2 separate regions of the Homo sapiens genome follow, and region 2 is linked to region 1. A link is an interaction called in ENCODE POLR2A ChIA-PET data of the cell type or tissue named here. Cell type or tissue: Caco-2. All regions are shown on one strand.

The links. Peaks named below come from ENCODE experiments on the same cell type or tissue, not always from the same donor. Only the 100,000 strongest peaks of a DNase experiment are listed, where the experiment ranks them.
Region 2: POLR2A ChIA-PET joins it to region 1 with 6 read pairs; 3 of 35 experiments call an interaction of 5 or more read pairs at or near these places.

Annotation. Positions count from the first base shown.
Region 1 is chr12:117,966,298-117,971,297 of GRCh38, forward strand. KSR2 (kinase suppressor of ras 2) reads right to left here and starts at 2,693. Exons shown (of 20, transcript NM_173598.6): 1 at 1,779-2,693. The coding sequence starts at 1,958. RefSeq lists silencers at 2,706-2,975, 2,986-3,095. In Caco-2, no CTCF peak of the experiment used is centred here; DNase peaks (open chromatin) are centred at 2,894 and 3,084; H3K4me3 peaks cover 1,700 bases; H3K27me3 peaks cover 124 bases.
Region 2 is chr12:118,032,885-118,037,884 of GRCh38, forward strand. WSB2 (WD repeat and SOCS box containing 2) reads right to left here. Exons shown (of 9, transcript NM_018639.5): 6 at 3,454-3,626; 7 at 2,330-2,440; 8 at 2,102-2,209; 9 at 1-1,474. The coding sequence ends at 1,312. It also overlaps a transcript of RFC5 not described here. Among named protein-coding and RNA genes, the nearest start is that of RFC5, 19 kb to the left of the region's middle. RefSeq lists enhancers at 2,729-2,788, 2,799-2,848. In Caco-2, a CTCF peak has its summit at 2,125; a DNase peak (open chromatin) is centred at 2,147.

The DNA of each region.
Region 1 (5,000 bases):
CAGGTGGCTTTTTTGGGGTTATTTATTGACTGCATGCAGGTCTGAAGAGTCTGCTCTTGGGCACTGTTCAGGCAGAGACAGAAGGCTGGATCAGAACATCCCACACTTTTTCTTCCAGCAACAGAGCTCCGGCCTCACCTGCTCTCCCAAGCTCCAGGAAAGGCAATACCTGTGCCTCCCAACACAATTCCCACTCTCCCGATACACCTTGACATTGATCTTATTTCATCTCTGAGGATCACATTTCCAGATGACAGGTGCACACAGACATGCATCCTAGGGTAGCAAACAGCATGTTCTCTCTCTCTCTCTCTCACACGCGCACGCACACACACACACACACACACACATGCTGTCTCTCTCTTTCTCTCTCTCCCTCCCTCTCTTTCTCCCTCCCTCTCTCTCTCTCTCTTCTTTCAAAGGGATGACCTCCTGCATGTTGACATCCAGCCAAATTTAAAAATCACGGAAAAAAAAGAAATACCCAAAGCGAATCCGAGAAAAGCACCCATCCAGGCTACAACAGGGGCAGGAGGGCCACAAGATTCACTACGGACTGACGAGTTCAGGCCTTGGGAACTCATGTGCCAGGACCAAGATGAACGTCTCAGTACTGCTCATGCCCACTCCACCACAGAGGGAACCCCTGTTCTCTCAGCCCCACTGCCCCCACCCTCGGCGGATGCCAGCTAATGGAAGTTCCCAAATTTAATCAACCCATGCGTATAGCTGGGTTGGTTTGGGAGAAGGAAGTGAGCTGAACCCTTCAAACATTTTGAACAATGCAGATGTCCAGTGATCTCGTGGACACCAGGCATTTGGCATTTCCTAAGCCTCTTTAAACCTTCCTCCTTTGACCAAATGGCCTTCAGAAAAAAATAATTTCTGCCATCTTCTTTCTGAGTAACTTTGCAACCACCCTTCATCCCATCCCACTCCCCCAAAAAACTGTTTCAAACTCCCCCTCAAGTTCTGCCGGAGAGAATGTCACAAGAAGCCAAAGATAACTCCTCCTCCCCGACCCCTTTCCTCTTTCCTCACAGTCCCACTGAGATTCAGGAGTATTCTCCCACACCACCTATGTGTGCTGATTGAGGCATATTTTTTTTTCCCTTTTGTACGTTTTAGGCCTGCAACAGCTCACTGCATCAAAACGATTGGATTGGAAATGGGTAGTTCCATAGGAATTTTTTTTTTCATGCATCTTGCCTCCTGACATGTATATCACTGATTTAAAACAAAAAATCTAAGGAGCAAAAGGAGGGAGGGGAAGAAGGCCAAGAGAAGAAGAGGTCTACACTGACAGGCGGCCCCATTCTGTGAGCAAAAACCACCTTTTGACCACCTGCAGAATGCGCAAGGTCACGTGGGTTCTCTGCAGCTCCTTAATGTATTACCCGGCACACAAGCCCCCGTGGCATATAAACAAATCCACAAGCGGAAAAAAGAGAGAACTCCCTCCTCAGCGAGGAAGCGAATGACAACGGTAACAGCCGCAACAATAATAATAAATAAAGAATAACAATTACTACTACTACTACCACCACCCAGCCAAGCGCAGACGACAGCAGCACAGTAAAAGGATATCCAATGCAGGCTTTGCAAGGAGAGAAATCACAGAAAAGCAAACCGTGCCCACCTTGCTTGCCCACACCACCACCCCCAGCCCCCAATAAACAGAATCAGAGGGAAAGGGGACCGTGGGGAGAAAGGAGGGGGAAAGAAGGATTGCTTTTTTTTTTTTTTTTTTTTTTTTTTTTCCCGTAGGCAACACCTACCTCCAGGGTCCGGATTTCTTTTTGTGTGAGGTCGTTGGAGGTAGCACATTTGGTCCTAAGCCCTTCCAGGTTGGAGATGCTCAAGTCTATCATGTTTTGGACCAGTTCGCACTGCTGTAAGGCTTTTTGCAAACTCAGAGGCTGCTGCTCCTCGCTTTTCGTCATGTTTTCCTCATCCATCGCTTGCTCTGCAACCCCCTTCCCCTCCTCCTCCTCCCAGAGAGAAAAAAGAGGGGGGGGAGTAGAGGTAGTCTACCCTCCGCCTCTCCAACCACTGCGACTTCTCAACAATGTCTCATGAAGAAGAAATCCAACATCTCACACAGGGTTGAGGGGGTGGGAGTGGGAGGAGGGGACAAGAGCCAAAATTTATTATTTTATTTTGGGATATCAAGCGGACTCCATTAGAATGTCTCCTCTCTCTCTGAGTCTCTGGTCCCTGAAAAGGAGAGATGCTGTTTCTCAGAAGCAAACCAGGTGATGTGATGCTGTCTGTACACTTAGGGAGGAGGAGGAGGAGGAAAAAGAAGAGGAGAAGGAGGAGAGAGAGGAGGAGGGAGAGGAGGAGGAGGGAGAGGAGGAGGAGGAGAAGGAAAATAGCGCTCACTCTTTACACACCGGCTCCTTGAAGGACAAAATTATATATTTTTGGCTGGCTTGCTTTTATGTCAAAAAAAATCTGGTTTTCCCCCCTCCCAGTTGCAGGGACACGGCATGGTCCACGGTTTGGAGTGCTTTAGCGCGTTCTCAAGGTGCTGTCTGCATTGCTCCCGCGGCTGCGGCGGCTACTGCGGCTGGCTGCTGTCTCCTCCCCGCGCTGCTGCTGCTGCTGCTGCTGCCGCCGCCGGGCTCCGGGGGTGACGGTTGCTGCAATCGCTCCTGCCTCGCTCCACACCGACATCTTGCCTGTCAATCAAAGGGCGGGGGGGAGCGAGGGAGCGCCGGAGAGGGATGGAGACCAAGCGAGGGACCTGCAGGGGAGCGGGTTGGTGGAGAGGCGCCGTGCGCGCAGCCGCCCCAGCCGGGCCCCGGCCCCGGCGCGCCAGGGACCCGTCGGAGGAGGCGGAGGAGGAGCGCGCAGACTCGCGCACCTGGCCGGGGGGCGGGATTTCTAGGGGCTGCGGAGCTCGCGTGGCAAAGTGAAATTACTACCGGGAGTGCGTGCGAGCGAGCAAGCGAGCGATCGGCGGGCGGGGGCGCGGAGACAGCGCGCGCATCGGGCCCAGCCTGCTCCCGGGGGCGGCGGGGGAGGCCGGGAGTGTGCCCGAGCCTGGAGGCTGGGCGAGGGGGCGGGGAGAGGGATTTGGTGGCGGGGAGCGGGTGGGGGCCACTACTCCTGCACCGCTCTCGCGAGACCGGGCCGGAGTGCTGCTCAGCAGGTGCGCTCCGGCTGGGAGCAGGTGTGCGCCCAACTTTAAAACCCTCGGTGCGCGCCGGAGAGGCGTCGGCGTGAACCTGGGCACATCCCGTCTGTCTTTAGCTCGGGGGTGGTGTGTGTGTGTGTGTGTGTTTGCCTTTTTTGTTCGTTTGTCCTTTGGGTGTGTGTTTGTGTGTGTGTGCCTTTTTTGTTCGTTTGTCCTTTCTTGTTACTGGGGAAAAAATAAAGCGAACCTGATGATCTTCCGTGAATTTCAGGAAGCTGCCTCCTAGACTTGGTAGCCTGGCCCGCCCTGATGGCTTTCCATTTGGCGAGGAAAAGGGCCTTTGCCTTATTCTGAGTATTCCCATGTCCTACAAGTGTCTGTGTGGCCTGACCCCAGCATACCTAACTGACGTTATATCAGCAAACGATGGCTCCACAGTTAAGATGGTTTTTACCTTTTGAAATTTTTGGAAGCCTGGTGAGGTGGCTCATGCCTGTAATCCCCAGAACTTTGGGAGGCAGTCAGGAGGCTCGCTTGAGGCCAGGAGTTTGGGACCAACCTGGGCAACAACATAGCAAGACCCTGTCGCTACTAAAAATTCAAAAATTAAAAATGTAAATAAAATGGTTGGAAAAAAATGAAAATAACATTTTGTGACACGTGAAAGTTATGTGAAATTCACATCTCAGTGTCCACAAGTAAAGTTTTATTGGAGTACCACCACCCATCTGTTTATTGTCTGTGGTTACTCCTGCGTTGTAAAGCAGAGTTGAGTAGCTGCAGCTGAGACCGGTGGTTCACAACACCTGAAAGATTTACTGTCTGGCACTTTACAGAAAAGTTTGCTGACTCTTGATTAAATCTTTGTACTCTATGTCCACAGTGCTCAGAACATGCTTCACCCTAATCCTCTCCTGGTGGGTTTCTTCTTGTCACTGTTAACTCAAATATCATCTCAGAGAGGCCTCATCTCCCTAACCACCTTATCTAATAGTATTCCCAACACACATTGCCCAACAGATGTATTTAGAATGATTAGCAAAAGGCACCTCTTTCTTTAGGTGAACAGAGCCCTGTGCTGAGGACTGAGTAAGACGTGATACTCAGAACACATGGTATAATATGTCACTCTTAAATGAAGCCACTTGAAAAGCAGAGCGAACAGGAGCCAGTGGTGGCCACGTTGAATGACAACCTTTATTTTTAAGTTCTGGGGTAAATGTGCAGGATGTGCAGGTTTGTTACATAGGTAAACGTGTGCCATGATGGTTTGCTGCACCTATCAACCCATCACCTAGGTATTAAGCCCAGCATGCATTAGCTATTTTTCCTGATGCTCTCCCTCAACACACTTTTTTTTTTTTTTAAGACTGCCAGCTGACCCGGTGTGGTGGCTCCCACCTGTAATCCCAGCAATTTGGGAGGCTGAAGCGGGTGAATAGCCTGAGCTCAGGAGTTTGAGACTGCCTGGCCAACATGGTGAAACCCTGTCCCTACTAAAAATACAAATAATTAGCCTGGCATGGTGGCAGGCGCCTGTAATTCCAGCTACTCCCAGGCAGGAAAATCGCTTGAACCCAGGAGGCGGAGGTTGCAGTGAGCTGAGATTGTGCCATTGCACTCCAGCCTGAGCAACAAGAGCAAAACTCTGTCTCAAAAAAAAAAAAAAAAAAAAAACACAAAGAAAGAAAAACAATACTGTAAGCCATGGGATTTATAGCTATACAGAACTGAGTCAGTATTTTCAACATCTGTCAATGAGCAGGTGAAGTAAGTTCTCTATGTTCTCAATCTTTTGGACGATGAAGTTTATGAAATCCGATTCTCTGGTAAAATTATCTCTTTTCATCTATTTTCT
Region 2 (5,000 bases), 67 kb after region 1:
AAAATGAAACAGAGAGCCAAAAGCTTTTAACTGTTGTTTTTTTCTTTTCTTCAATGAAAGCCTCTCATTTTGAAAAGACATGTTTTTCTTCAAGCAACAAAGGTGGTAGAGGAAATTCCTCAACTTTCTCAACGAGTCATGTAACGTTACACTGGCCTCCATAAAGCACCGATTAAGAAAGCTAAAGAATAAGATGTTGTATTTCTTTTAAAATAATTTAAAATATATTAAATTTTCCTAAGGCAGGTTTTGTTTGAATGAGGTGTCTTGATTAGATAACTACATGCCACTGAAGGAGAACAGTACTTTTAAGGAGCTATTTTTGTTTCGCAGTAGAGTTGAAACCAGCTGATTAATCCAATGAAGTTAAACAGCAGAGACAGATCTCGTACATAAGAGTATCAGCTAAAGTCATGACTACACCAATTCTTTACACAATTAAGACATCTTTGCAACTGTTCAATTTAAGTACTATGGTTTTTAGATAATCGAGAAAAACACAGTTGTACCTTAACATCTGTTGAGAAAATACAAATAAATATGATGCTAATAAATGGCCACTGATAACTCAGTAGCCATCTGAATAGTCATGCGGTTTAAGAATACATCCTTGTATAATCTGACATACAAATTTGTCATTTCCTGCACATGCACACCATTGTTAAAAAAAAAAAAAAAAAGCCAGTAATAGTGTCTGGATCGGTCAGGAGCACGGCCTCTGAGTCCCCTGTAATTTAGTTAAGCTAAATTAATACCTCATACCAAATGGCTCCAGGAAAACTGTCCTGCAGGTCAGAAGGGAGCCCAAGAAGAAAAGCACTTGGCCAACATCGAAGCAACTCTGACCACAGCAGGAGAGAACTTGAACCAATGCTACCACTGCATCAGAAACACAAGGATAGGTACTAGGCAGAAGCCATCGTTCCCAGCGGAGGGAGTGTGAGCTGCTCTGCCACTAGAGAGGCTCTGGAGGCCTACTTAGTTGCATAATCAAAACAACATCAGTAACTGCACTTTGAATCAAAACAAGCAGAAAGAGTTCAACACTTGCTGTTCATAACTGGACTGAAAATTTAACGTAAGGCTCTGTTGCCGTGCAAGTGGAATCTCTTCCTCTAAGACTGACTTTCACATGCCAGGGAGAGAAAGATCCATGACTAGTACACTGGAATCTGGTTTTGCTACATTCTATTCACAATCCCAAAGAAATGCTATTTCAATGCAAGACCAGATGTTTGGCCCATTATTCCAGCAACTCCCTTTGACAGGACGATTTACCCTGCTACAAAGAAGCACAAGATGTGGTGTTGCTTAAAAAGTCCTGTATGTGAGGAACTCTTTCATTTTCTTGGGGATTGGCAGTGCTAGGACTTGGTAAGTTGTTAGGAAACTTCGAAGGGCTTTCCGGCATAAGTGCTTCAGTGAGGACAGGACCCTAGGAGCTGTCCAGAACTGGACGTGGCCATCTCTTGTCCTAAAATGAAACAGAAACCGATGCTAAGACAGAGCTTGGATGTTCATGTTTTCATGAGGATGAATACTCATGTTTCTGTTTTGACTGCAAAGAGCAGGAGACTTCGGAGAGTGAAATGTAACCCTGACTGTGGAAATGGATGTAAAATTGTGGTGCTGAATAATTAAAGCTGCTGATAGGATTAGAAAAACTCAAGACACCTGTGATACCAAAGCGCTCTCTCTGTCTCTCTCTCGGCACAGCCCTTTCTAAATCTGACCACAGTTAGTTCAAAAGTATAAGGGGGAAGAGTGCCACCTACTGAATTATAGATGTTACCTGTAAAGTGGTCTTTTAGCCCTAAATGGTTTCCCATATATTATGCATCATCTCAATTTTATTCTCCCTTGTGAACTTGGCCCATTAGGTGGCATGACTTACAGATCTTTAATTACATTTAGGTTAAATATTCAGAGAAAATGGGACACCGTTATTAGCAAAATCGATCATTTGAGTTTTATATAATCTTGAATTGCCTTAAAGCTTTCCTCATAGGCAAGAAAATTCTAGATGGTTTCTTTCCTTAAAAAGCTCCATGGTATACTCAGCAGAAAGCACCACCCATCTGTTCAGCTAACAAATACATACCCTGTGGCAATGACTCCACCATGTGGAAAAAATGTGCAGCAAAGCCCATTGGTCATAGGAGCAAATGCAATGGGAGTTTTCAGTTCCAGGGCCCAGATCCTGAGGAGTCTGGATGGGGAGAGAGAACATCTGGATATTAGCTGACCCAGGGCCAGACCAAGAGGGCCTTGCTGCCATTACTTGCAAGCACTTGTTCTGAGGCCATGTAAAGAGAGTTCTCTTCGTTACCTGTCATCTGCCACCGTGGCAAGGTACAAGCCTTCTGGAGAGAAGCACACAGATCTCAGTGAGCTAATGTGGACGTCACTGTCATCCATGGCGGGGTCAACCTGGGTGTGGCTGGGAAGGAAAGAAACAGGATGGCAGGCCTGGAGTGATGGCTGCTCTCCACCCTCCATCATCACCCTAGGCAGGAAGCCAAACTGCCCTGGCTACAAAAGGGCTCAAGATGCATTGTGTGCCCCTCGTGGAAAAGCTTGGGATTTGCACACTGGGAAAAAAAAGGGTATCTCAGAAGGCTCCAGGTGTCCTGTGGATGAAGGGTTACTAACACTTCCTTGTGCTAATTTGCTTATGCAAAGTAGGTCAGCCCTCACTTTAATGCCACAGTAGAAACTGCAAGTCTTTTTTAGGCTAAGATACATGATAATTATAGGACTGCCTATTATTTGCTTCATAAAACAACAGACACAAAAGGAAAAAGGAGACCAAGTTTGTGAGAACATGAAACTCATTTTGGAAAGCACAGTTTCGATAAGAGGCTCTTTCTGAACTTGTTACTACAGTTATTAGTAAATGGAAATAAAGAGTCATATTGAGGCTTCATAATGCTGATTCCGAAGAAGTACACACAGCCACCTGAATCAGGAGACTGGAAGACACTCAAAGCTACTTGAGAGGGCTTAATTGACAAGGCATCACTAAGAAGCAATGAACCAGGCCAGGCGCAGTGGCTCATGCCTATAATAGCAGTTTGGGAGACTGAGGCGGTGGATCACCTGAGGTCAGGAGTTTGAGACTAGCCTGGCCAACATGGTGAAACCCCATCTCTAATAAAAATACAAAAATTAGCCAGGCCTGGTGGCGCACGCTTGTAGTCCTAGCTACTCGGGAGGCTCAGGCAGCAGAATCGCTTGAACCCGGGAGGTGGAGGTTGCAGTGATCCAAGATTGCGCCACTGCACTCCAGCCTGGGTGACAGAGCGAGACTCCGTCTCAAAAGAGACCCACTGTGCCTTTTTATCCAGCTTGTCCCCTCCCATGTCCCAGATTCTAAAAGAGACATGTCTAATCCCAGGCAGGTTCCTCATCAGTCCCCCCACAAAAAAGTCATAGCAGGGATTCAGTCCTTACTGGAGTGACCTCAGCCTTTCGCCGGTGTAGGGGTCCCACATAATCACATTGGTATCGTAAGAAGCCGTGACAAGCAGGGCAGAGTCGGGGGAGAAGTCACAAGAGACAACACTGCTTTGATGGCCCTCTAGCTTCCGAATTAACGTGTAGGACCTCATGCTCCATAGAAAGACCTGTGGAAAGTAAGAAGTGCCTGGTTAGGGCAGAAGCAAAGTGCTTAGGACTCAAACGGAGGGAGGGAAAGGTACCACCACCAAATCTGCAGGCCCTGCAGCCAGGGCTGATTCTCTATCCCTTTTCTACAGCTCTTCCAGAACGTGTGGTGTAGGTTTAAATAAGGCAACTGGTCTGGATTCTTGAGGATTTAAAACAATGGGCATGCTCAAGGAGCTCACTATAAGAGAGAATAAACCAGATCAGCCTTAGGAAGACCCCTGCTGAAACGCATGTGCAGAGACTTCTGAGTCTGCTTCTGAGTCCTGTTTGCCAATAGGGTAGTCGTATGTGCTGATGAAGACCTGAGCCAAGTGCTATCTTATTCCACTTAAAAATAAATGTCAGCGGCCAGGCACGATGGCTCATGCCTGTAATCTCAGCACTTTGGGTGGCTGAGGTGGGTGGATCACATGAGGCCAGGAGTTCAAGACCAGCTTGGTCAACATGGCAAAACCCCATCTCTACTGAAAATACAAAAATTAGCCAGGCATGGTGGTGCACGCCTGTAAGCCCAGCTATTTGGGAGGTTGAGGCAGAAGAATCACTTGAGCCTGGTAGGTGGAGGTTGCAGTGACCTGAGATCACGTCACTGCACTCCAGCTTGGGCGAAAGAGTAAGACTGTCTCAAATTTTTTTTAAAGGGTCAGAAGTGAAATCTGCGGCCACCCCACAAAGTAGTGGCAGGCTGCCAAGGCATTTTACACCCCCCACCTTGTGTATGGAACCATGGAAATCTGTCCCAAGACTGGGCCTCTGACCTAGCTCATCACTTTAAACCTTTGTGAGAAGCATTAAGAGGATTTTATTTTTATTCCTTTAAGAAAACCCTCAGGCCAGGCGCGGTGGCTCACGCCTGCAATCCCAGCACTTTGGGAGGCCCAGGCGGGCGGATCACCTGAGGTCAGGAGTTCAAGACCAGCCTGGCTAATATGGTGAAACCTCATTTCTACTAAAAATACAAAAAATTAGCCAGGCGTGGTGTAGCACGCCTATAATCCCAGCTACTCGGGAGGCTGAGGCAGGAGAATCGCTTGAACCCGGGAAGCGGAGGTTGCAGTAAGCCGAGATTGCGTCATTGCACTCCAGCTTGGGCAACAACAGCGAAACTCTGTCTAAAAAAAAAAAAAAAGAAAAGAAAAGAAAAGAAAACCCTCCAAACCACAAAAATAAATGATGAACCACCTGGGCTGTACCAAATGGTGAACTCTCAACCTTCCCTTCAGTCACAGCAAGTGACTCAACGCAACACAAAATTCAAACAGAACTGTTCTCAAATTGTTCTTGGATTTCTAATACCTGTTTGTTTTTTCAATTAACAGGATTTCAGGACA